Linked DNA regions of Homo sapiens: region 1 is linked to region 2. The links are chromatin loops, found by intact Hi-C in ENCODE. Cell type or tissue: prostate gland. All regions are shown on one strand. Links, peaks and the distances in the headings refer to the core of each region. The heading gives the core; the rest is flanking DNA. Region 1 overlaps LINC01798 (long intergenic non-protein coding RNA 1798). Region 2 has its middle 73 kb from the start of ETAA1.

Region 1 (12,280 bases), core at 2,468-10,467, 640 kb after region 2:
AAATAAGGCTCAGCAATGTTAAGAAAAATGTCAGAAAAAGCTCAGTGGATTAAAGGAACATTTCTGCATCATGTCAAGGAGGATGGCAGGGCAGACTGGTCTGCATAATTTTGAAAGATATTTTTTGTAAAACGCGTACTCTTATGAACCAAATGAAATTTTATTTGGAAAGATTTGATATTGTATTTGATAACATACAACCTTCAGTTGTTTTTCTAAATCTTGTTATTTTTTAAATATGTCTTTGGTATGTATTCTTTACATTAGAACTGTAATACACTCATCTTTTGGTAGAATGTTCCTGTACCCGGGTGCAGCGTTAAAATACATTTCAGACTCTTTCATGCATTTTTCTTTTCTTTCTAAAATTCTTGGAATGTTCACTCAGCGGAAGCAGTGAAAATGCTCGGCTCTTCCACATGCAAATTTATTGAACTAGTCAGTCATTTTTCCCCTTAAATAAAATGTGTGTATAGTTTTGGAGATTTTCAAAAAATAAATCATTTACATGCATTTGTGTATTAAAAATAAATTGCTGGTGTGATGTTTTTAGTTTGTTTTGTTCTATTTTACTAAAGAATATGCAATAGTCACAAAATAGTGCAACGACAGTAAAATATTCCACAGTATTGTAACTACGTAATTAAAACAACGTCAGAAAACACCTTACAAATTTAATACTAGATACCACCAGAAATGGCAAGATTAGTTTTACAGAAACAAGGTAAGTCTCAGCTGATTTTAAATATAAACTTTTCCAAAACAGGTTAAAAATGAATTTAGACAAATTTGGCTCTTAACCTTTAAAGATTTCCTGCCCGCTTCTGTATGTCCTTTATTACATTAATTTTTTATTTAAATTACACCATTAACTGGATATGAATTTATCAAGAATACATGTATTGATTTATAAAACAGTACCATTAATTATTATAATAGCTAGATGTAGCTGATATTACAAAGCCATTTAAAGGTTTTTAATATAACTTGGACATACATAGATAGATAGACATTATGGACAAGACTACAATTTAAACTGGCTACCAGCAGTTAATGAAATCCTTGATTTATATTCTAGTTTAGAGATTGATTATATTGTTGCTTTGTAAAACTATTTATATTATGCCATTTTTCAAAGGATGTCTCAATAAAAAAAGCTAAATAAAATATTCAGTCAATTCCCAAAGCAGATTTTGTTTTCTATATTTTAAATGCTGGTGAAAATAATTGATTGTGTGTGTTCCAAGCTTTGTCATTTACATTCCAGAGGTGGCTTTCCTGATGGGAGCCTCGTTTGCATATGCACACTTTCGCACACTTTTGATCCTTGCAGAAACAAATCGCTTTTCTTTATTTCATTATGCCTCCCACCCCCGTAACAAACCCATGTATATTTCACAGACCCCGACTATCAGGACACATAAGTCTTTCTGGCATCTTTTATGTTATGCATTTTTTTCTTAAGGTTGTGGAAAACTGGGACTTACCCCAAAGCCGCAAAGCAGGCAATCACGAAGAGTATTTGGGTAAGAATGCAATCTGAAGAGGAAAAAAAGAAAAATGAGGAAGAATATCAGCAAATAACAGTAAAACTTTCAAATTACTTTTCAAATGGTAATTAGCCAGCAAATAGATTGAAATTTAAATTCTTTTCACATTGTACTTGGTTTGGGTCTCCCAGTCTCTTTATTTATATCACTTTTCCTTGCCTGGCAACATATGTTACCGATTTATTATAGTATTTTTACTGTTAGCAGACAAATCTGAAGGCTAGCTGAGAAGGCTAGCTTCATCTGATGACTTTAACAACAACTGCAGGGCATCCTTGAGGGTGAGCCAATAGGCTCTTTTGAAGCTATAATACTGTTAACCATTTTGATGCTGAAATACTTCTCATAGCCAAAATTGGCTCTGTCTTTTCATGGGCACTCCAGTTTCTACACATAAGAAAGTTAATGTAAATGATTTGTTTTGTAAATATTTCAATAGCCTTCTAAGCACTTTCTTCCATGTGTCTTAAGTTCCCTAAAAGCCATCGGTTTGTTTATTTCCCCTTCTTTTACAGACACTGAAATCTGTGGCACACATTCATAAGTAAACAGCTATCAAACATCAGGTTAAGTTGTCACGTCCCCCTCCCCCATGCCATTAATTCTCTGCTATGCTATTAAAAGAAACAAACATCCTTTAGAATTTAAATGATCATGTTTCTCTGGTATATGTACAGCCTAGAAAAGTAAAGTTCAAGCAAGATTCTTCTTGGCTAAGAATCTGAAATTACTTTCCAAATTAGAGACACCATTAAAATCAAGACCGTTTTAATAGATACGTGACCCTAGCTAAAGGTTTATGCCTTTTAATATGTGCATGTGAAAACGTCTGTTTTAGAATTTTATTTGTTGACTAAAATATTCATTTTAAAGTTAACAAACTTCCATTTTTATGATTTCTAATGTACGTCAGTCCAAATTATCTTGTCGTTTTAATTTAAAATTTTTAGCAACAATTTCTCAATTTAAGTGTCTACGTGGGATTCATTTACAATTTCAGGTACATTTCATAAAACCTCCTTTGAGCATTCATGACTTGAAAATTTAGAAATTAAATCCTGATTACTGGAAGCCAGTATTTCTTGTCTAAAGGATCTGGCTCAGCAACTAAAATTTAACGTAATTTCGATATTGGGAATTCAACCCATAAAAAAACAGATATTCAGTGCAGTACTGGGGGTTCTGACTGTCAAAAATGTCCATTTTTAGGACCTGAAATACACTCTGGATCCCTGGGATCCAGAAGGCACTAAGAGACCATTCAATATGTCCATCCAAACATATCTAACATGAGAGATTCTGTCTACAAATCATAATAATGCCACAGCTCTCCAACGTATTTAAGAATACACAATCATATCTGGTTTTAAGACATTTGCATATAAAATTTGACTTCAAAACAGGTGGTGAAATAACTACATCAATGCAGTCATTCATCTGATTCTCATTTTTATGCAAAGTTCTCAGGTCTTTATCATTTATACTTCAATATACTTTAACAACTCTTATTTTAGCATTTATGACAACGGCCCCAACCACTGCACCAAAAGAATAATAATAATGATTAAATGTTATATTCAGAAATATATAGTTGTATAGTTTCATCCTAGTCTAATTAATGATACTATTTAAGTTGGCCGATAGTTTATATCTGTTATCAGATACTTACAATATGTATTTCTTTTTTGTCCCAGCGTGGCATTGTATGGTGACTGTGGGTAATTTTAGGTCAGAAGTAATTATGATCAAAAGGATTTCAGCTTCAGAAAATGAGGCCAACTTTTTGAAGGCATAAATGCACTCCATTCCAAAAGTGATTATATGTAGGGTTATGAATTCCCAAGTGAGTCAGTGCTAGTCCTGTCATTCTAAATGCCCTAATTAAGACAAGTTAGTTTTTAAATATTATTCTTCTTCGAAAGATGGAGACAATAAGGTTGGAGGGCCAAAAGTTTTCTTTGTCCTCAAAAACATATGTTTTTGAACCAAAATCTAATCTCCAGCAGAGTTTGATCAGCATATTTAGAAGCCTGCCAACTGTGTACACAGGGCTCCGTGCTTTTCTAGAACAGGTCCGCTACTCTGATAATCCAGCTGGCAGTGCCCTTAATAGAGATGCCTTCCCACCCTCCTCTACCTACCACATTCTCTCTCTCTACTCTCTCTTTCACCTTAAAACAGGTGTCTTTTTAATGCCTGAGTCTAAAGATACAGGTTTCTCTGGCTTCTGGCTCCAGCTCTGTCATGATCATTTTTAATAATTGACATGGCCCCTTCTCAAAACCACTCAGATTCTTAGCTGGAATCCCTACTCCACCCAACCTCAACTCTTCCCCGAACCCCATGGGCCATCCCCCTGCTTTCTGTTTTGTTCATCACCTTGGTTTCGTCACCCCCAGCCCCATTTCTGACCTGCTCTTTTTCTGGATCAGACGCAGGGAGGTTGAGAGGTAATGAGAACCAGATGGACATAGTGCAGAAATTGCCCAAATGGGTATGAGAATGTGGGGAGCTGTCAGGCATGGAGAGAAGCTGGAATTTTTCAGCAATAAAATGGGATTTATCGCCACTCTACCACAGTCATTGCCGACAACCGTTTACCTTGACAGAAACCCCATTCCAATAGGCCACGCCGATGCAGATTCTTTTTTCCCAAAGAGTGATGATTGGTATTTGTTCTAAGGCTCAAATGGCCTGCACTAAAGGTGAAGCATTAGGCCAAAGTCCTGTATTCCCCACTGAGGCAAATGAACCTGCTAAAATAAGTTCCTTCCACAATGGCTGTGTAATTGAAACCAGAAAGTGAGAGAATTTGATAAATTGCTTGACCCTGAAGGAATGTTAAGGTCATAAATTTTCATTGCATTTTTTCTCTCCTTTTTTAAATATTTTTATATATTGATTATATTTAGTATCTACCTCAAAATTCAACAAGCTTACAGATCATCGGTTGTGGTCCCAAGGGAAAGCACAGTAAATCATCAATTAAGAGAGCAGGGAGCATTCTCCCCTCATCTTCCAAAGAGAAATGCCAGCTCCTTGGTAGTCCAAGGACAGTTATGGAGGTGTCTCACATCTCAGAATTATTCAACTTAGCACGCAATTTGTCCTGGCATGGACAAAGTAAAATCTACAGAAAAGATGTTTCTCAGAAGGGTGCTGCTATACTTCTATCATTTAAGAATGATGAACTGTTAAGAAACTGGCAATCCATTTGCAGGAATCACACCCACATACCTTTTCTCAGGGTAACCTAAAAATAAGAAAGATTGCATTTTAGCTACAAAGGGTGATCCCCGTTTTTAGGTAAATTGAAAGTGTGCCTGTGTTTGAGCGCGCGAGCACCCATGCTTCTGAATGCTGATTTTGGCAAGTTCACTTTGAAATTATTCAAACTTTTTCTTTTTTGAAATGTCGATTGTCTTAATGTGGTAATAAAGCACAGGTCATAAAAACAGCCCAAGTCACATATTACACAATGTAAAATGGATTCAAATATGAAAGTCATCACGTAATAGAAAATTTCTACACATCTTGCTGGAAGGTTTTACTTGCTTTTCTAAAAAGTGAATGAACTGAGCTTGCCAGCATTTTAATTTAGCTGTATTCTCTACTGATCGCTTATGGTGATATATTATGAAGACATATACTCTCTCAATTGGAAGCAGGTTAAATAATTTCCTGATAGCCAAAACTTCTTGTCCTTGACCATTTTAAAGGACAACATATCTCCTTTGCATTTGTGTGCTAGGTTTGTTAGAACCATTAAAGAAATAAAATCAGAAGTATTTTATCACTAATACCTCACTTTTATGTTCAGGATTTTCAGAATTCTGGAGACCCAAAATGAGATACAGGGTGGAGTTTCTCATTTACCATTAGGAAAATTTCTCTAAATTAAGAAAGTTTCCTGCTGATTTATTTTCAATGACTACTTATCAGCTTAGAATTTGAAACCAATGCTAGTTTTAGGATGCACAGGTATTAATTAAGCCCATGAGTTTTTCCTCAAAACCATCTGAATTGTGTAAGAAAAAGATCATTGATGTTGCTTTCCACAAAGTATTATCAGTAGGGATGAGGCTAAATAATGTCTAGTTTTATATCTCACTTTCTTTTGTTCACAAGTAATTAACGACAGTGTGTATTAAAGGTATTTCCATCTCAAAGTAACTTTTTGTCAAGTAAAGAAGAAGGAAAGAAGTCCCATGAAAGAAAAAAATCTCAAATTTTTGTTACTTGCGAATACAAAGTCAGAATTTTGGAGTAATACGAAGTAGTAAGAAGTGCCAGGGCTGTTAGAAACCTTGGAATCTAGCACCAAAGTACACGACAAGATGATAATTTTCATATGTTATTGCTTATGTGCATATAAATATCCTAATAAGATTTCAACAACATGTCTTCATGTTATAGAGAGGAGATCATGATACACATATGATCAGCCTTTAACCCTGTGTCTTTTTCCAGTGTTAAAATGTGGCTTCCTTCCTCTACCCTCAAAAATTTTGCCGCAAGCCTGTTTCAAACAAACAAAAAATATGTGCCTATGTATATATGTATACATATCTAAGTATAAATAAAATATGAACAGAAAATGGATTCAATCACTGATATTTTTGCAAACTAATGTTCAGCTGATGCAACTCAATTTTATTTTGCATCACATTAGTGTCATAATGGTAATGACCAGCCTTTATTCACTAACAGTTTGAGTCAGCACTTTGAGACATTTTCAAATTAGGTCATACTGCACATTCGTGGCTGACACAAAGGTTGATTAAGAGAGCTGCACAATTGTAAAGTGATGTGGTGTGAGTTGAATTAAGTTCTCTTTGATAGTTACAGGAAAGGTGAGCCACTATAACTAAGCAGAAATAATGTATGGGCTATAGGGGGAGAATATATTTCCACAGAGTGCTTGAAGTAATACTCATTTACAATTTAACAAAGTCCTCTTCTGTTATGGAAGAATTCTATCACGGGACCTGAAAACAAGCAATGAATTACAAAAAGGACACTGGAGGCCTGGTCTCCAGTTCTGTTTCGGTGAAAGTCAGTTTTTGCCTTTATGTCCCTTTTGACCTTCTCAATAAAGACCTTTTTTCCCACTTCTAGACACTGTCTGCTGCTTTTCTGAAAACCATCCTGTGTCACAACCAAACCATTTGACCGTAATGTAACAATTCTGAGGCAAGGCTAAATTGCTGGGCCAGTGAGACCTGGAAGAAGGGGGAAGAAAAAGAGTCTTTTAAAGTAATATTGTTATGGAAAATCTATAAGTTCAACTAAAATTTGAAGGCATAGGATTTTCTTTAATTCACCCAGCACTTCAAATAAATTGTAAAAATGGCTCCTGGAAGGCAAAAGTACTTTTTAATTGAGCTTAAAGAGAACAAAAATAAAAGCTAAAACTCACAATTGTTGGTTTGTTCAAAAAGGGCAAAAATAGTAGTTATTATTAACACTGTATTCACAACATATTGCTCTCTCTATAGAATAAAGAAGCCACAGAAGATTTTCTAAATATACATATATTGACCGGGCCCACTGGGCTCACTCCTGTAATCCTAACACTTTGGGAGGCCGAGGAGGGTGGATCACTTGAGGTCAGTAGTTCGAGACTAGGCTGGCCAACATGGTGAAGCCCCGTCTCTACTAAAAATACAAAAATTATCCGGGCATGGTGCCACACGTCTGTAATCCCAGCTACTCAGGAGGCTGAGGCAGGAGAATCACTTGAACACGGGATGCAAAAGTTGCAGTGAGCTGAGATCGTGCCACTGCACTCCAGCCAGGGCAACAGAGCGAGACTCCATCTCAAAAAAAAAAAAAAAAAAAAAATATATATATATATATTCTTTTTGCACTACATATATGTAGTGCAAGTGGCTTTAAAATCTTAAGGAAACTGGAAAAAAACTTAAATGGTGTATGGCACCTGGACAGAAAGAAAAACTTCTTGGCTAAGCAGCTTTGGTCCTGAGGACGAAAAAGGACTTTGACTTGCGCATGCATTCTGCTTGCTTTCTTTGAAGTGGCTTTCTGAGAGATATACTTCTAGTGTGATAAAATCACATTTTCTTTCATGTGTTTGATGTGTTTATTAAATTTCAGTTTCCCAGGTAGACTTTTCTGCCCTCCACATGTATTCCTGGATTCAGTCCCTGCCCGTGGGCCCATCACAGTGTGCCCTACCATGCCCCCGCAGACAGGTTACCTCCAGTTTATTCTAAATTTCTTTCCAATTACATCTGAATTTTTACATTTTAAACTGAACTTACTTCCTCAGATAAGGATGAGTAGGCAAACTAAGTGGAAGGGTTCAACTGAAAAAGAATTGTATGTGTTGATTTTTTTTTAATTCACCAAATTAGAAATACAAAGTTGTAATAGCCATAATTATTCTCAATATTTATAAGTACATTTATATTCCAGGCCCTGTAATTATGGTTTTCACAAGAATGAAAGAAAAAAACGCCCTTCAAATTTTGGAAGAAATATAAAGAAGAACTCTTTGGAAGGAAGGAAAAAACAAAGGAAGGGAGGGAGGGAAGGAGAGATGAAAGAGAAACAGGGAAGAAAGAAAAAGCAAGAAAGATTGATTTTAGCTCTTTCACTCTCTTCTGACAAAGACTCCCTCGAATCAACCATCCCTGTTGACTGATTTCTGTCCCTCAGCTGTGAAAAACGGCAATCTATGAACATGATATATGAAATGGCTACCTTCAACTTTGCTGTCATTTGTTTTTTGTTACTGCATCCAATCAATATTCATAATAAGCTATAACATGAATCTGGATAACCCCAAGTCCACTTTGTTGTCGCTCCACCCAGATTTGATTATTTAATCACAGTAACAATGGTCATGAGTATCTTCCAATGGAATATTGAATGCCCCAGATTGAAAGGTAGAAATCCCTGGATTCATAGTCTGCCAATTAATCCCTGGAGCAATGGTGGCACTATGTCTCAAGTCCATACGTTTTCATTTTGAATACACTCTTGGTATTTGCAATCACTTAATTTACATTTTCAAAAGGTCACTTGTGGTGCTAGCTGGAATGGATAGTATATTTTATTTATTTTGAGGTAGGCTAATTTGCCTAGCCAGGAAGACACACCTCTTCAGCCAGTAGATGACGTAAATCTGAATCAGCCATAATACCACAATGAATAGGTAAAAGTATTTTTGCTATTTTGTTAAGCAATTATGGGAATACTTGAATTTCTCCAACAGTTTAATTTAGTAGACAAGAACAGCATTCATTGAGAGCTATGTTGATTAATAGTAGGGTTTTTTATTGTTATTTCTGTAGAATTAATACAGCAACATTATGGGGGTGCAACATGACTTTTGATGATCTGACATGCAGTGATTAAATAAGGTTAATCCTCATTTTATATGCTAATAGGATATTTATAATCTCTACAGCATATCCAATTTAATGATTTTATTCTCTGTTGTTTAGAAAATATTTCTTATTAGTAAAAGAGAATATCCTTACATTCACCACAGATGTTAATTTAATTGGGTTTGAGTGCATTGTGTATAATTAGTCCACTTCTCTAATATTTCATCTATAATTACACAATGAACAATGTGTTTAAACTTCATTAAATCTGTAGGTTTAAAAGAAAGTCTTCACAAAAACTGAGCATTCCATTTTCAAGGTTTCCCAAGCCCTACTAACATCCTGATGAAAATAAACTTCAGGCCAGTCTAAGTTCACTGAATGGTGAATGAATACCCAAAGGCTCTGAGACTTTGTAGTCTAAAGTCTAAAGCTAAAAGGAAGTTCCCCTCCAGCTCCGCTTAACCTACTCGATGACAATGTTACTGGCAGTGTTGTTTGGACCAGGCCCAGCTGTCACTGAAGTAGCAGGATAAAAGTCCCCACGTGCTATACTCCCAAGGTCCCTGCAAATGTCAACCTTCAAGCTGGTATTTTGAATGGCAAGGCTATTGGGTTTGAGGTCTGGATTCTCCCCCACCCCACCCTACATTCCCTCCCTCCCCCAGCAGTTAGAGCTCTTTCAGGAAAATTCATTCCAGACAGCAGCCTATGAAGTTTCATCATGAGAACCAACTTTTAACTTTGTTAGCAATTGTGAGTGAGAAGAGAAAGAGGAAAAAGAGAAAGAAAGAGAAACTGGTGTATGATTTTCAGAGTTCCTCTACTGATCTCTGAGTGTGTGTGTTTATATTGCCCATCTTAGCTCAAATGAGGCTATTTACACTATCAGGCTAGTTCATTACAGAATTAAAAAAAAAAGAGATTGCAAGGATGAAAGAAAAATGGATTATGAGGTTTTAGCTGAGTTTTTCCAAAGGCTATAATAGCACTCCATTGTCAGTGCTATACAGCTCAGGAGAGTTCGCCAAGATCAACAACATATCCACACGGCCCTTTCAGTTCAACTTCTCTTGTATTCCTAAAATGTCCACCCTGTAAAGACCTTGACTAGTTCTTACTTTCTCATTTCACCTTCAAACAGGTTTGCTTCACTTCAACCAAAAAGAGAACCTTGCCAAAGTGACTATTATGACTCAACAGCCTACCCACTGGCCAACAGGCAAAGACCCCTCAAGACGTCAAGCAGAATCTCTTATCTTTCAAACTAATAACCTAGAAATAATTTTTTTAAAGCAGTTGGTCCTGGCATTAGTCAGGAAAAACAGAATCACTACCAAGTAGTTCAACCTAGAGATTTAATCTAGGGAGGTAGTTACAAAAGTGTTGGAAGAACTGAAAGTCCAAATGGGGATGATGAGATCAACAAGAGTTTGGCAAAGACGTAAAGCCACTGCCACCCCTTGACTAGAAGGACAAAGAGAAGAAGGCAGGTCTGAGACCTCAGGGGAGAGGTAGGCATTGCAGAAGCACTTTCAATGCAGGTGGGAGAGTGGGAGAATGGCTATCCTAGCCTCTCTCCTACTCCCTAAAAAAGCATCTCCCTTTGCAGAGCCTTTGTGGAAGCCAGATGGTAATGTACTTTGCAGGGTTAAGCCGCCTGGAAGACAAAAGAGCAAGGAAAGGATGAGAGTGAGTCTGAGAGTAAACAGATAAATGACCGGCACAGCCCTTCTCAACAGCCGTAAGACTTTCGTGTGAAGATAAAATTCCAAACAACCCCCCATGTGACTACAGTAGAAGGAAATTGATATTTATTTTGGTTTCAAATTACTAAGGTGTTATACCTAGGAACCCCAGGTAGGAAAATGGCTATCATGTTGAGAATAAACATTTAAGCAAGCCCAATATATTTTAGCTGCATGGATTAAAAAAAAATACAAGTGCTTACAAAGTTGAGGCCACACTTACTCTCAAACCCTGAAGTTGTTTATAAGGGTAATGTGTCCTTTCCTACACCAGTGGCCCACAGGCAGCAGAGTGAGACACAAATAGGAGGTCAATCTTCACTTCAAATTTTCTGGCTTACATAGATTTTGTTACAGCCCAAATTTTGCTGGGACAAGGGTGGAAGGTTTTGTCCAGGGAAGCACTGCTGTGCCCTGACTGAACAGCAATGCACACTTTGTGCTCCCTACTCACTGTCCTGCTGCCACAAAGCCAAATCAACTATTTTTTAATATTTTTTCTACTGTCCCCATACCCTAAAGCTATTCTTCCTGGATACCAGCTAACAAGAATGGAGTTTATTGTTTGCACTCAGGAATAATGCCACCTATATCCTTGAATCCTCATCACAAGTACACTTTTTAAGGCTAAACATTTTATCTTCTTACTACTCTATTTTCAGCCGTATCACTTGCCTGTTAAAATGCATGGTGTAGTTAACAAAGATTTGCATTTGGTCCTCCAAAATGAAGATTTTATAAGTTGCCTTTTTTTTTTCCTCCTGACCAGAACCCATATTACTTGGAAAGGGAAAGGCCAAAGGGAAATTATTGCTATTTTAGACAGCAGCATAAATTTTCTTCCTATTTTTAACCTAGCTTTTAATTTAATAAGTTTTATGACCCTTATATTAAGTACATATGTTTTACAAGACACTGTGTCCCTTGAGTCACCCTGAATTTGCTCTACTGTACCAGAGTTAAATAAATGAATATTGTGTTTCTGCTTTTACTTCACCTTGTATTTGATCCTTTTAATATGCCTGGTAAACCTTCATAAAGGAGAGAGAAACAACACAACTCAGAAGTCATCTAAAGCCAAGCATATAATGTTTTAAATAAAATTAATGAAAGTATCTCTTTATAATATTTTAAATTTCAGATTTCTGTCCCACTGGTTTTTATAATAAATAATTAAGGATATACAAAATATTGGAAATTGTCTCATCTCCCAAATTGGCAACTAATAATACAAACACTTTTTTATGCTCATTCCATTGCCCTGTGCAAAGGTATTTTTTCCTCAAATTAAAGCTTCAACATAGAAAACAACCATTTTTCTTTGGAAATATAAAGTGACATAAATTTTTTTAAGACAATTTCTCACTTTGTTGCTCATGCTGGGATGCAGTTGGGTCATCTCTGCTCACCTCACTGCACCCTCAACCTCCCGGGCTCAGGTGATCCTCCTAACTCAGCCTCCTGAGTAGCTGGGACTACAGTTGCATGCCACCACACCCAGCTAATTTTTGTATTCTTTGTACAGATGAGGTTTTGCCATGTTGTCTAGGCTGGTCTCAAACTCCTGGGCTCAAGTGATTTTCCTTCCTCATCCTCCCAACTGCTGGGATTATAGCTGTGAGCTGCC
Region 2 (12,280 bases), core at 2,925-10,924:
TATTTGTGTAGTGGCAACTCATTGTAGTTTTAATTTACATTTTTCTAATGACCAGTGATGCTAAGCATATTTTTCATGTGCTTGATTTCCGTCTGTGTGTCTTCTCAGATGAGCTATCTGATTTTTATTTTTTTTTAGCAGTCGGGAAACCAATGTAACCTTAGCAATAGTGAATGTCAAGTTCAGAATTATACGTTAGTTATTGCTTTCAAATGAAACTTTTTGTCTTAATCAGTTTTGGCTACTGTAACAGACTACTATAGATTGGATGTATTAAACAACAAATAGTTATTACATTTATTTCTCACAGTTCTGGAGGCTGGAAGTTTGAGTTCAGGGTGCCAGCATGGTGATGTTCTTGGTGAGGGTCCCCTTCCTGGTTTACAGATGGCTGACTTCTCATTGTATCCTTACATGGCAGAGAAAGAAAAAATCTCTCTTGTTTCTCTTCTTATAGAGGCATTAATCCCATTCATAAGGGCTGCACCTTGTGACCTAACTACCTCCCTAGGGCCCTGCCTCTTACTAGCATTGATTTGGAGGTTAGGATTTTAACATATGAATTTGAGAGAGACCCAAACATTCAGCCCATAGCACATCCTGTTTCACATACATTAAATTTAGAAGCATTTAATTTTACTATGAGGAGTCAACCTCAAATATTATTTTACATAAAACAGTTCTGATAAATGTATGATTTAAGGTAACAATAACTTTGTGAAATTAGATAAAATGAGCAATATAACACTAATTCAGGTTCTAGTTACTGTTGTTCTTTAGCCATTATATAGCCATAACATGATCTGCAGAGCAGATTGATTTCTTCCTCATTAGGATTTTCTTGAATTGGTGCCTTGACTTAAAAGCTGACCCAAGTCACTGTGTTATTGGTCTTTTGGTTTTCCTCTGCAGGCATTGGCAGCTCCATCCCTTTGTGATTCACTTGCAGTTTTATCACTTGAAATAGTGAGTTTGAGTTAATCTTTTCTTCTTAAGTACTACCCATTTCCTTAGAATTCACATTTCAAGAACTCCCTGGATATTCCAAATACATTGCCATTTTAAGAGGTTCTCCATTTCATTTTTCAATTATCCACCAATAATCCTGCCTTTAATCCTAGCAAAGAACTTTCTCTACAAAAGACCCCTAAGCTGCCATCATTCCCCCAGAGAAAATTATTCTCCAATCTTCCCCTCAATTTCTTCTTGTAAACATTGAGCCTTTGATGCTCTTCCCAGAGAGTTGTTAGCCTTTTGTCTCTTCTTCCATATGAATGGGCTTTTGCAATCAGACTTGAGTATAATCTTGAGTTGAACTCAATGAACAAATGATTTCTGCACTGCTGTTGTATTTATAACTCTGTAGTGGAAAAAAAGGGGTTTATAATCTGTTTTCACTACTGAAAATAGGTTAAGTAAGGGTCTGCTGCTATTAATCTTACTCCAGGAGCACTACCTTATTTTTAAGATAGGTACATAAAAAATCAACTCAAGAAAACGTTTCTTGAATGAAGCGAAGTGTTTTGTAGCTCCAGCTATAGATTTAGATGCCCTAGCTCGCCCCATTTGGGAATATTCTCTTCCAGGCTATAATTTCTTCCTTCTTTTTCATAAGACTGGAGGAGGGAGAGTCAGTTACAAATTTGGTTATAACATAACTGCAAATAACCACGTTGTCAGGTAACTTCTCTTTCATGTGATAGAATACATTGGTTTGAAAACATATCAGAAAATATTTTACTGAGATCTTTCAGAAAAAAAAAAAAAGTTGTAAGACACACTTGCCCATACCTTTTTGGAACAATTTATTCCTTGCTAAAGTATCCGCTTGTTGCTATACAGATGCAGTCTGAGAGATTAAAAAATTAAAACCATCAATATGTCCTACGTAAAAGCAAATGAGCTTCTCAGGCTTTAGAGGACTTTTATATATGTGGATTTTTTGTAGGCTAATTTAAATATTAATAAAAAGATAAGAGAATTGATCCAAATGTCTTTATTCTTGTACTCATAAGCCAAATTCTGCACATTGGTTCAGAAATAATGAACCTTTAACCAATTCTAAACATCCCCATTCTAATTATTTACTTGAAGTACTTTTAAAGATTGCATCTAAGCATGCAGTGATTGAAACAAATGTTTTTGTAAGTTTTTTTCTATAATGTCCCACATTTTTACAAATGTTTAGAATATTTAGAAATATTTCAGATGTTTTGGGATGTTCTTGTTGCTATTCATTGGCAAGAGATGAGATGATTAATAACAAACTGTTGGATCACCTAGTTCTCCAGTTGGCCCTTCACATTTGTGGTACAGGTCAGGATGTCTAAGAGAATAGTGAAACATACTCACACCTATTATCCCTGCAGGAGGAAGGCTGCAAAGGCAGGACGAATCCCACTCAAGCCACCATCCATACAAATCCACTGGCTTTGGCATGATGTTTCCTCTCTTAATATGTTTTACTGAAGACTGATATTAACAGCATTCTGCCAGGAAAACACTAAAGGACTGTCAGAATAAAGAAGACTAAAGAGAAATGACAGCTGAATTCAGGGCATGACCCATGACATTTGATTTTTTTTGACCATAAAAATAGTATTGAAATCTGAATAAAGTCTATAAATTAGATAAGAGTATTATAGCAATGCTAGTTTTCTGATTTTGGTAATCTTTTGTTGTTTCATTGGGGAATTTCTTCTTTATTAGAAAGATACACAAGTATTTAAAAATAAAGGGGTTTCATGACTGTAACTTATTCTCAAAGGATTAGAAAACTCAGAATCTATTAAAAATATGTGCATATATACATACATATATACACAGAGATATACATGTGTATATAAGGCATAGACATTCTGTGTATGTCTGTGCATATACACACAAAGAGATAGATACAGCAAATGTAGTAAAATGTTAACATTTGGGGAATGAGGATGAAGGCTGTATGAGAATTCTTAGAGCTATTCTAAATACTCCTTTTTTAATAATTAGGTTGGTGAAAAATAAAAACTCTTTACTATGAGTCTGAAATTTTGGCAAGATATCTAGTTAAAAGAAAAGAAAAAAATCCCAGCTTGCATGTTTTTGAGAGGGGAACAGGTGGCTCAGAAGCAATAGGATAGCAGGAAAAATGCAACCAAATATGGGAAACTGTAGGCATTATTAAAAATTAATAAACACTATTAGTCTACATATTCTTATATGATTGTATTTCAAAACCTAAAACTAAATTTTCACTTAGGAAAATATGTTAAATGAATGAGAACAAACCCACCCAGGAAGTTGGAAGTAGTAAATTCTGTAGTGTTTTCTCTGTAGTTGTTGACAAATGCCAACCTGGCTTTAGTGTATACACAGGATGATTCCATTTATTTTTATGAGTGTTGATACTTTCCAGATGTTTGTTTTATTAACCTACCTAATTTTCTTCTTTCTAGTAATGAAAGCACTGGGTCCTGTTGATTTCAGAGCAAACAGCAAATGCATAGTGGATTCTTACAGATACGTTTCCTCATTACGTTTGCTAATTTTTATGAAACATTAAACAGATTAAATAATGGGAAATAATTCTACTACTTTATATTTTACCAAATCTTCCTGTCAAAAGAAATATTTTTCGTCTTTGTATCAGACACTGCTTACTCAGTATATATATTTCCCGCAAGACCCCTCTTCCTGACCACAGATCCATGTGCTTCAGGGCAAACAACATCATTCCTAGTTCCAGGAGGCAGAGCTTTTCTAATCCAATCACAGTGATTCTACACCCTAACAGTGACTAGTTTAGGAATTGGCATATAACTCATTTTTAGCAAAGGAAATTTGCTAATCAGGATTTAAGGGACACTTAGTAGACTCCTGAGAAAGAGACCTTTGTTCTTGTCACTATGATGCTGGATGTGACACCTGGATCTGTGCAGCCCTCATAGGACAAAGCTGATGAGGGATGGGAGAGTGGAAAGGTGGAGAGAATCTGAGTCCCCAGTGACAGTGATAAGCTGCTGAATCAACCAGCCCTGGCACCGTGATTACATTTGGACTTGCAGATATTATTATTATGCCTGGAAATTTGTGTTTTTTGAAGGTGAATACATACTGATTTTTCATTAAGTATTCTGAAAGTTTTCTACAAAAAAATTTAAATTTCATGATTATTAAAAAGCTAGTGAGATTTATCAAGCCAATTAGATGATACAGGCTTTTGTATTTTATTTAAACCAAGCATAGAAATACGTATTTCTTGAGTCATAGTCACAATCTCATTCATTTTCTGAGATGTATATTAACAGTTTAGAATGAGAAATTTATGAGAAAGAAGATAAAGGAATTCTGGCTGTAAAGTGAAAGTAATATTTACCTACTTCATAAAGTGATAGTGAGAACTGAATGAGTTATATTGAAAGCTCATAGAGCAGTGGCCGGCAGGTTGTGAGTTCAACAATTATTACTAACAATAGCAATTATAATTATTATTCTTTTTTGTGGCTTTTGTTGCTAAAATACTTGCTATCTTAATTTTAATTGTCTTTATTTTAAGTAACAGACTCTCTGAGAGGCAATGAATACCTCCAGTGAATTCAACTGGAGAATTTTGGGGAATAAATGTTATAATTTCTAATTCTTAGATGAAAAAACTGAATCATAGGATGGGACTTTCTATGCAACATCTTCAAATACAATCTTGATCATCACATGGATACCAAGTCCAATATAGCATCATTTAAAAATGTGAAGGGTACCAAGGTGTACTCCAGTGTGTATCAAACAGTGGGCCATGTTACAATGGTAGATTATGAGGCCAATTTAGTGGGGTTGCAACCATAATTTTAAAGAATTGAATTATTATGGAGTAGGACTGGTAAAATAAGAGTAAATTGCCTGTGTAAAGGTAAATATTGTTTGTGAAACCTTGTTTTGGTAATGTGTGCATGTATTGGTTTAACCTCTCACTGTGAGTTTTGATTATTGGTAGAGTGGAGAAACAGGGGCTCCATAGCCAGACAAACTTGGCTTCCAATATCATTGGCCTGTTTTACAGAAAAGAGCATGGAACTGTGCCTACAAGCTAACAGGCACTCAAAACAATGTCCCTTCTTTCCTGCCTCTGTCCACAGGCTGCCCCCACCTTCTCCAGTGTGGACTTGAAGTTTTGGAACCACAGAGTAATGCAACACTGACATTACACACAAGGTGTCCTTAAACAAACAGGTATCACTGTGTCATATTACAAATTCATCCAAGCTCGACACACCAGGAGCTCCGTGAGTGATCTGGGTTCTGAAGCAAGGAAAATCAATTGTATTTAAACAACGAAAAATAGTGTCTCCTGAGCTGCTCATAGCCAAGAAATCACTCTGGCCCCATTCTTAAAATAACAGGTATTTGGGTAGAACTATTGATTGTTTTCACTTTTGTTGCCTTAGCAGAATGACGCATCATCCATAAAAAATGTGAATGTGAGGACGGTGGGACCATCCTGGCACACTGAGCAGCAGGGACCTCCGAGCCCTCAGATGTCATCCAGCCAGGTGTGTGGGGGCCACTCGCCATGCACAGCTTCTCTCAGCAGAGGTGAGCTAAGAGGAGGGAGAGGATAAATGTGTTATCACATGCTGCCCATTGCTTATCACACAGGGAGCCCACATCTCCAAGTCCAGTGCATTTACTTGATATGACTTACCTTAGTTCCTTTTTTACCCGGGTGGAATGCTCAGGGGGAGGAACCGAGACACATTATTTGGTTTCACTGACATAATATTGAGCAGAAAAAGACGAATTCTCCTTCCCACCTCCTTTCCTTCTCTTCTTTTCTTCTTCTTCGTCTTCCTCCTCCTTCCCTTCCCCCTTCCTTTTCTTCTTTAATAAAACATCCATTTATGTACCAGAACTTAGTGAAACTGCTGAGGTAGTCAAGCCTGTAAATTGAACCGGTCCCTTTTACCTCCAGAAAATATGAACGCATCCTTCTGCCACGGGGCTGGCACACATGGCGGGATTATGCTACCGTTAACAGGAAGGCAGGAAAGTACATTATCACTTCAGGGCTGTCATTACCAGAGGGTTTCGCTGTGAACTATAGCATTCAGGGCAAGGCAGGCAGTGGAAAAGGGGGGCTGGGTGGGCAGGGAAGAAAAAAAGAAAATGTTGTTGTTGTTTTTCTTCCCTTAACAGGCTGACCAGAATGGTGGTGATATGAAGAGTTGGGGAATTCGACTTGAATACAAAACATAACACTGCTTTCACTTAAAAAGGTGATGACAACAGCTACCTCCTTCCATTATCCTGTAGGTACATATTTGGAAAAAGACAGGCTCAGCCACACCTGATGGCTTCAGCTAATCAATTCATGTTCATCTTAAATCTGTCAAGACAAGATCACCTATTTAGTGTTAAGCTTAAAGGGATATATTTTGTGCCAGTGAAATCTCAAAGAGATCAGTTCACTACACATTTTTTTTTTCTTGCTCCTCATAGAACAAACCCATTTTAAGATTATTTTTCCTCCTTGGTATAAATTTTAAAATTTATTTTAAACAAATCACTTATTTAATATCATAAATTACAGCAATAAAATGACCAAGAGATGAGAGTGCGTTTGACTTTTTAGGTTAGTTCATAAAACAGTTGCAAAGTTCTATATCTAAGTAGCGTTATTGCGATCTTATAACGGCAGAACTTGGGGATAGGCAGTGGAGTGAAGTTCAGAATCTTGGGCTTTGTTTTCTTCAGTCCTTCTACAAAGTTGCTTAGCACAGATACTGAACTCTTAGAGAAGTTACAATCATTTTTAATCCGTTTCTTCACAGTCTGTTTTTTGTCTGGATTCTGTTGTACAGCATAACAGATAAGCAGATCCCTAATGAGTTCAGAGCCAGCCAGTTAGTTCCTGGATATGTTACAGGTCCTTGTTAATCCAGTTAGGTATAGCAGGTTACTCATTTTTCCCATTTCTGCCCTTCACCTTGCCCTCCACTAAGATTTCTAATTTTATTGCAGAAAGATCTACCTTTTAGCAATGAAGAAATCATTATTATTTTTAAAAAGCAATAGTGGTGAGAGTAATTCTAGGCAAAGTATTACAGAAAAAGTAAACAGCATGAGATGGTGGTTCTACGATTCCCTACAAGACCATCTGTTTTCCCAATGAAAAATCTAGTGCTTCCTCGAGTTATGTTTTAAAAGGCTTAAGCAATCATTCAGATAATCAGACTTCATTGCTATGAAATTTCATCAAACTGTACTCAATCCTTGAACTCATATCTGGGTCCATTTTGCCAATCAGATAAAACTTCCTAGGCTTTTTCCTAGAGGCATGAGTGGTTAACTTGATCTTATTGCACTGCAAAAGATTTTGTGCTACACATCATTTTTCATAAAAGCTATTTGTTGTGTTAGGAGAACTCCAGAGAGACTGCTTGTTAGAATAGATTTTGGGGGTGGGGGTGGGCCAGCGCTGGTTCTGCTATGTCACTTTGGACCAAATGAAAATTCTTAGAAATTCTTACAAATTAACCTCAGAGGACATGAGGAGGCAAAAAGGTGATACAGAGGAAATTAGTGTCTTGGTAAGTAAAGATGTTATTTCTCATGAACAGACCAATAATTATAAAAAAAAAAAAACCAAAGAAATCTATAATTTGGAAGCACTGAATTCCTTTGTCTTAAGATTGTCACTTGCTTCTTCTTTCAGTTGGCATAGGGGTTAAAGCCACCTGACTCCTTTTTTTTTTTTCCTTTGTAAAGGTCAGCCAACGCATGCCCACTCTTGTCCACATGAGCACAAACAGCCTTTGCGTTGAAAAAGCACTAGGTGGTGCCCATTTTCTTTGCTGGTGAAAGGGCTGGATTCCCCAAGGGAGTCACTCTGGGCAAGTTCACCAGGCCCTGGCCCACATAGCACAGTGCACTTCTCTCACAGATGACCAGGAGCATGGTGTCACAGTCTGTCCCTTCCCTGATGCATCCTGGGGCTTGCCTGTTTTAGGAAAGAGCTTTGATTTGGGGATACAGTGTTTTTACATGTGAGGATAGGAGTAGAGGAGGGTGGTGGCAAAAAGCTTCGAGTGTTCCCTTTGAAAATGAAAGATAAGAGGAATAAAGGCTGCAACACTGCCATCTGCATTTGTAAAAAGTCATAGTATATCTCTGCCAAGGCTCTCCTCCTGCCAGATCATCTGGACAATGCAGTGCACATGCTAATTTTATTTTTTCCCACTTTTGCCTGTAATCAAACTGTGGAAATAAGGCAAATGAAGGTTAATCTTAAATTTCAATTTGTCTCTTCACAAAAATAATTATTTGTTGAATAAAGCATGGCTAAATTGAAGATTTTGCATGCCCATGTCTCCCCCCCAATACCTACCATTTGAAGAGGTGGCTTTATACTACTGAGTTCTTTCCTTTAAAAAAAATCTTATTAGGCACGCTTAACAGATTGTTGCTTTGTGTTCAAGGAGAGCAGATAACTGGCTAAGAAGATTTTTTTTTCCAGAATAATTTTATCCAGGCGATATGCCCATCGGATCTGTTTTAGAATGTAGAACTATTTAGAAAGTTTTTGTTCTTGTAAAGATCTGGTAGCAGCAATTGAGCATAATCATGTTATTGTCATAAAAAGAAAAGAAAAGAATATAACAATTTTTTTCTAGTAGACATATGTCTTGTCTGTCTATAACCTATTCCCTGAAATTTGGCCTAGTAGAGTTAGTTTGTTCAAATATATTTATTTTGTTTTAGAGAAAGCAAGAAAATTGTTTTTTTGAATGCCAAAGAAATAGATTCTTGTAGTAAAATCTTAATCTTGTTTCACAGGTTGGTGAACCATACTCCAACAGAAAGGGGACATAAGACTGTAAGTAGTTTTAAAAAGTTGAACTAAGAGAAAAGCTTTATTATGAAACTATGAGGATTATTTCTGTGCACTGGCTGCCCCGTCATATGTCGTGGCATGTGGCGGGTTGACTGCTCATTAATTCTATTTATATCAGTATGATAATCCACCCCACTGAGTATGCATGTGTTAAAATATTCATAAATTATGTTTATTGTGACCAAATATACATTAAATGCCAAAAGAAGACCATTATTTAAAGACAAAACCAGTCAACAATCAAACAAGCAAAGCCTTTTTACTGTCAGTCCAGTACATTATGTTTTATCAAATTCACATGAATTGCTTCTCCTTCCAGTGCCCCATAAGGAATGTTTATCCTTTGTTTTTAAACTATGCAAAGAAATAGACTTCACTGAAAGGAACAGATTTGGAAAACAAAAGCTGTTACATGATCTCAGACTAATAATAACATCGGCTGGAAGAAACCATCTAGGGAAATGCACTTTTGGCTTCCAAAATTATTTGATCCCTAATATACCCTTGACTTGAATTTGATGGCATTTCATAAAATCATAGACTAAGTTAAATAAAGCAGCTAACTTTTTTTGATAAACTAGGCTGCCAATAGAATTTTAAGTTTGTACATTTTTTGTTTGAAAACAAAAAAAGGATAGTTAAGAAAATCTAGAAGGTTGAGAATTGAGACCAGTAATTAAACTATACTGCGGCAGACCGTTTTGGAACTTATTACTTCCAAATGAAGCAATCCTTAACTACTCTGTTTTGAATGATTCCAGGAAGTTGAAAAAATTGAGGTGATTATTCTTTTTACAGGCTGCTTATGCAGCAACACAGCACAGTTGAAAAGTTTGAATTCCTTGTCAAAATCCAAAGTGGTTTTAGTTAAAATATATTGCCTAACTTACCCAATTCATCATATTCTGAATTGAAGCCATGAAAACATCTAGGATTATTAATTATGAGGACCATACTTCAGATTTAACCAAAATAATGATCATTTTAAAAAGTGACCTGTATGCTGGCTTAATAGTCACTTGTAATATCCTCCAGGAAACTGTTAAAAATTTCAAAACTTAAATTATACTTGAAAGGACTTTTTTTCTAAATCAAAACAATAAGTGAGGAGTAAAACAAAATAGAAAATTCTGAATTTATTTCATTGTCACCATATGCTTATTTTAAAGAAGAACACAACATTTAGAGAACAAATTAAATTTAGAGAACAACATTTAGAGAACAAATTAATTTAGAGTAAAAATTAAATGTTTTTCTCATGTCGCCAATACTTACTATAGGAGTGAAGTCATCACTTAAATTGCATGTTAATTTCAAGTAAGATTTTTTTTTTTTCCTGTATAATGACACCATTATAGAATGTTTTACTTTCTACTTTTCCTTGGAAGAAAAATGTCTTTACTTCTATACAATCTTTTAAGAAACCTAAACAGTATGGCAACCTGAACAGGTATAGGAAATCTCTCCAGGGAAATAATTCAAAATGTGGAAAAAGCCATGTATATAAAAATTTTCTTTATAACATTGTTTATAATAGCAAACATTGGAAGGCATTTTAATATCTAGCAGTGGAAGCTTGGTTAGGAAAAGATGACAACATTCATTTGATGAAATATTATGCAGTCAATAAAATTGGTATAAAGCAGTATGAGAAATATGGGATAAAATACTAAGTTAAAAAAGGATACAAGATGAAGGTGTAGCATGATTATAATAATTTTAACACATGCAAACAAAACACTAAAAGAGGATGCACAAAAGTGTTAATCATCAAATTGAAGATTGAAATGGATTTTTTACCCTCTTTTCATACTTTTATTATGTTGTCATGCAATTTAAAATGCATTTTAAAATTTCAAAATTATTATCAGTAATCAATTTATACTTTTTCTTTAGATGTCATAAATAATCACCATAGATTTTTGAGGGGAAAAATTAGACAACTCCAATTTCCAAAGATGTTAATTTTAAAACCAGTATCCCAACGTGTGGTTTTAGTATTCAAACCTAATTTGATTTCTATGGAATCATAGTGCACTTATATTTTATTAAATAATAATTCCCTCTTTTATTAAAAAAATCCTGCTTATTATATTTAACTCTAAACGACAGCTTTTTCGCCTCTCAGTTCTCAAAAACCCTGAGCAGCCATTTCAGAAAACAAAACAAAAGAAAACCCCACATATCAAAACACCACAAAACCCTCTCATTAAGCTCTCTGCAAAGTTTGAGATGTACTTTCATGTGAATCTTGGCCTCTGTACAGCACTGCTGCACAATCATTTTCATCTGAGATTTGAACATATTGGAAGAACTAGAGCCTTCCTTTCTTTTATCCTGTCATTTCCCCCGCTGGAAGTGATGGGCATATGGCAGGCACCCTCCCTAGATTCTCAAACAACAGGAGGGACCTGATTTCAATTCCTACATCCTGTCATCAGTGACTCTCGGGATATTTTGTTCTTGCAAGGCTAAGGATGTGATTCGAATTTGCCATACGGACAGAGCTTAATGCGATGCCATTTTTACCACTGGCGCCCTCAATCAGTTAATTAAACATGATATAAATCACCACATGTATTTGTTAAGTAAGATTAATATGGCAAAGTCAAAGTAAAAAATGAGGAATCCTCCCCATCCTAGGAGTGTGAATCACTGATAGGAAGATTACACTTTTGGAAACTCAATACTTTTGAGCAGGCTTTGTTGGTTTAATCCCTCAGACTGCTTTGTGCAACTTGAAACCTAGAGCTGTCATCTTTAGCCAAAATTTCAGCCATAACTTCCTCAGCTTTCACCCCATTATTGAAATCAGCATTCACAATACTTAACAAAGATCAAACCTTTCAGCGGACCACGGGGCAGCCTCTTACCACCTGGGACACCAGAAACATGTTTAATAAATATTTCATTTTGTTTTAACATGAAGACTCCCTGGTTTCAATTTTTTTTTTCTTTCCTGGGGAGCTAAGGGCTACCACCAAGCTGCACATTCCGTCACTATGGTCAGTTAGGTTTATAGCCTTAATAAAAGGATTTGCCCCCCTTCACATGCTAGGGAGCCTTGTTAAACCACAGCAATTATAGAAACACAAGATAGGTGCTCTGCAAAGATCAAAGCTCACTTAAAGACAGCTCTGTAGGAATTTGGAGCTCTCTTTGAAAAGTGCTCAGTTTACAAAGTATAGAGGTATTAAACCCTAGGAATTAAAAACTTATTTTAGAATAATGTTTAAAGTCTGACAGTAGTTAATATGGGATCTCCTTCAGTCACTCTTTGTGTATTATTTCTAATATCTATTCACGGCATACCTATAATAGCTCCAAAGGAACCATTACGCTCAGAAGACATACGCATATGATGGATCCTTAATACCAAATGCATTACCTACTCAGTAGGTACATTTT

What was found. A loop is a pair of places that touch in the nucleus more often than their neighbours do. Peaks named below come from ENCODE experiments on the same cell type or tissue, not always from the same donor. Only the 100,000 strongest peaks of a DNase experiment are listed, where the experiment ranks them.
Region 1: a loop joins it to region 2, with 5 times the contacts of the local background. A loop is called at or near these places in 2 of 110 quality-filtered maps.

Annotation. Positions count from the first base shown.
Region 1 is chr2:66,680,931-66,693,210 of GRCh38, reverse strand. LINC01798 (long intergenic non-protein coding RNA 1798) reads right to left here. Exons shown (of 6, transcript NR_110156.1): 5 at 1,488-1,539. Among named protein-coding and RNA genes, the nearest start is that of LINC01797, 16 kb to the left of the region's middle. In prostate gland, for the core only: no CTCF peak of the experiment used is centred there; no DNase peak of the experiment used is centred there; H3K27ac peaks cover 4,635 bases.
Region 2 is chr2:67,318,379-67,330,658 of GRCh38, reverse strand. No RefSeq gene overlaps it. Among named protein-coding and RNA genes, the nearest start is that of ETAA1, 73 kb to the left of the region's middle. RefSeq lists an enhancer at 335-916. In prostate gland, for the core only: a CTCF peak has its summit at 7,819 (motif pointing right); no DNase peak of the experiment used is centred there.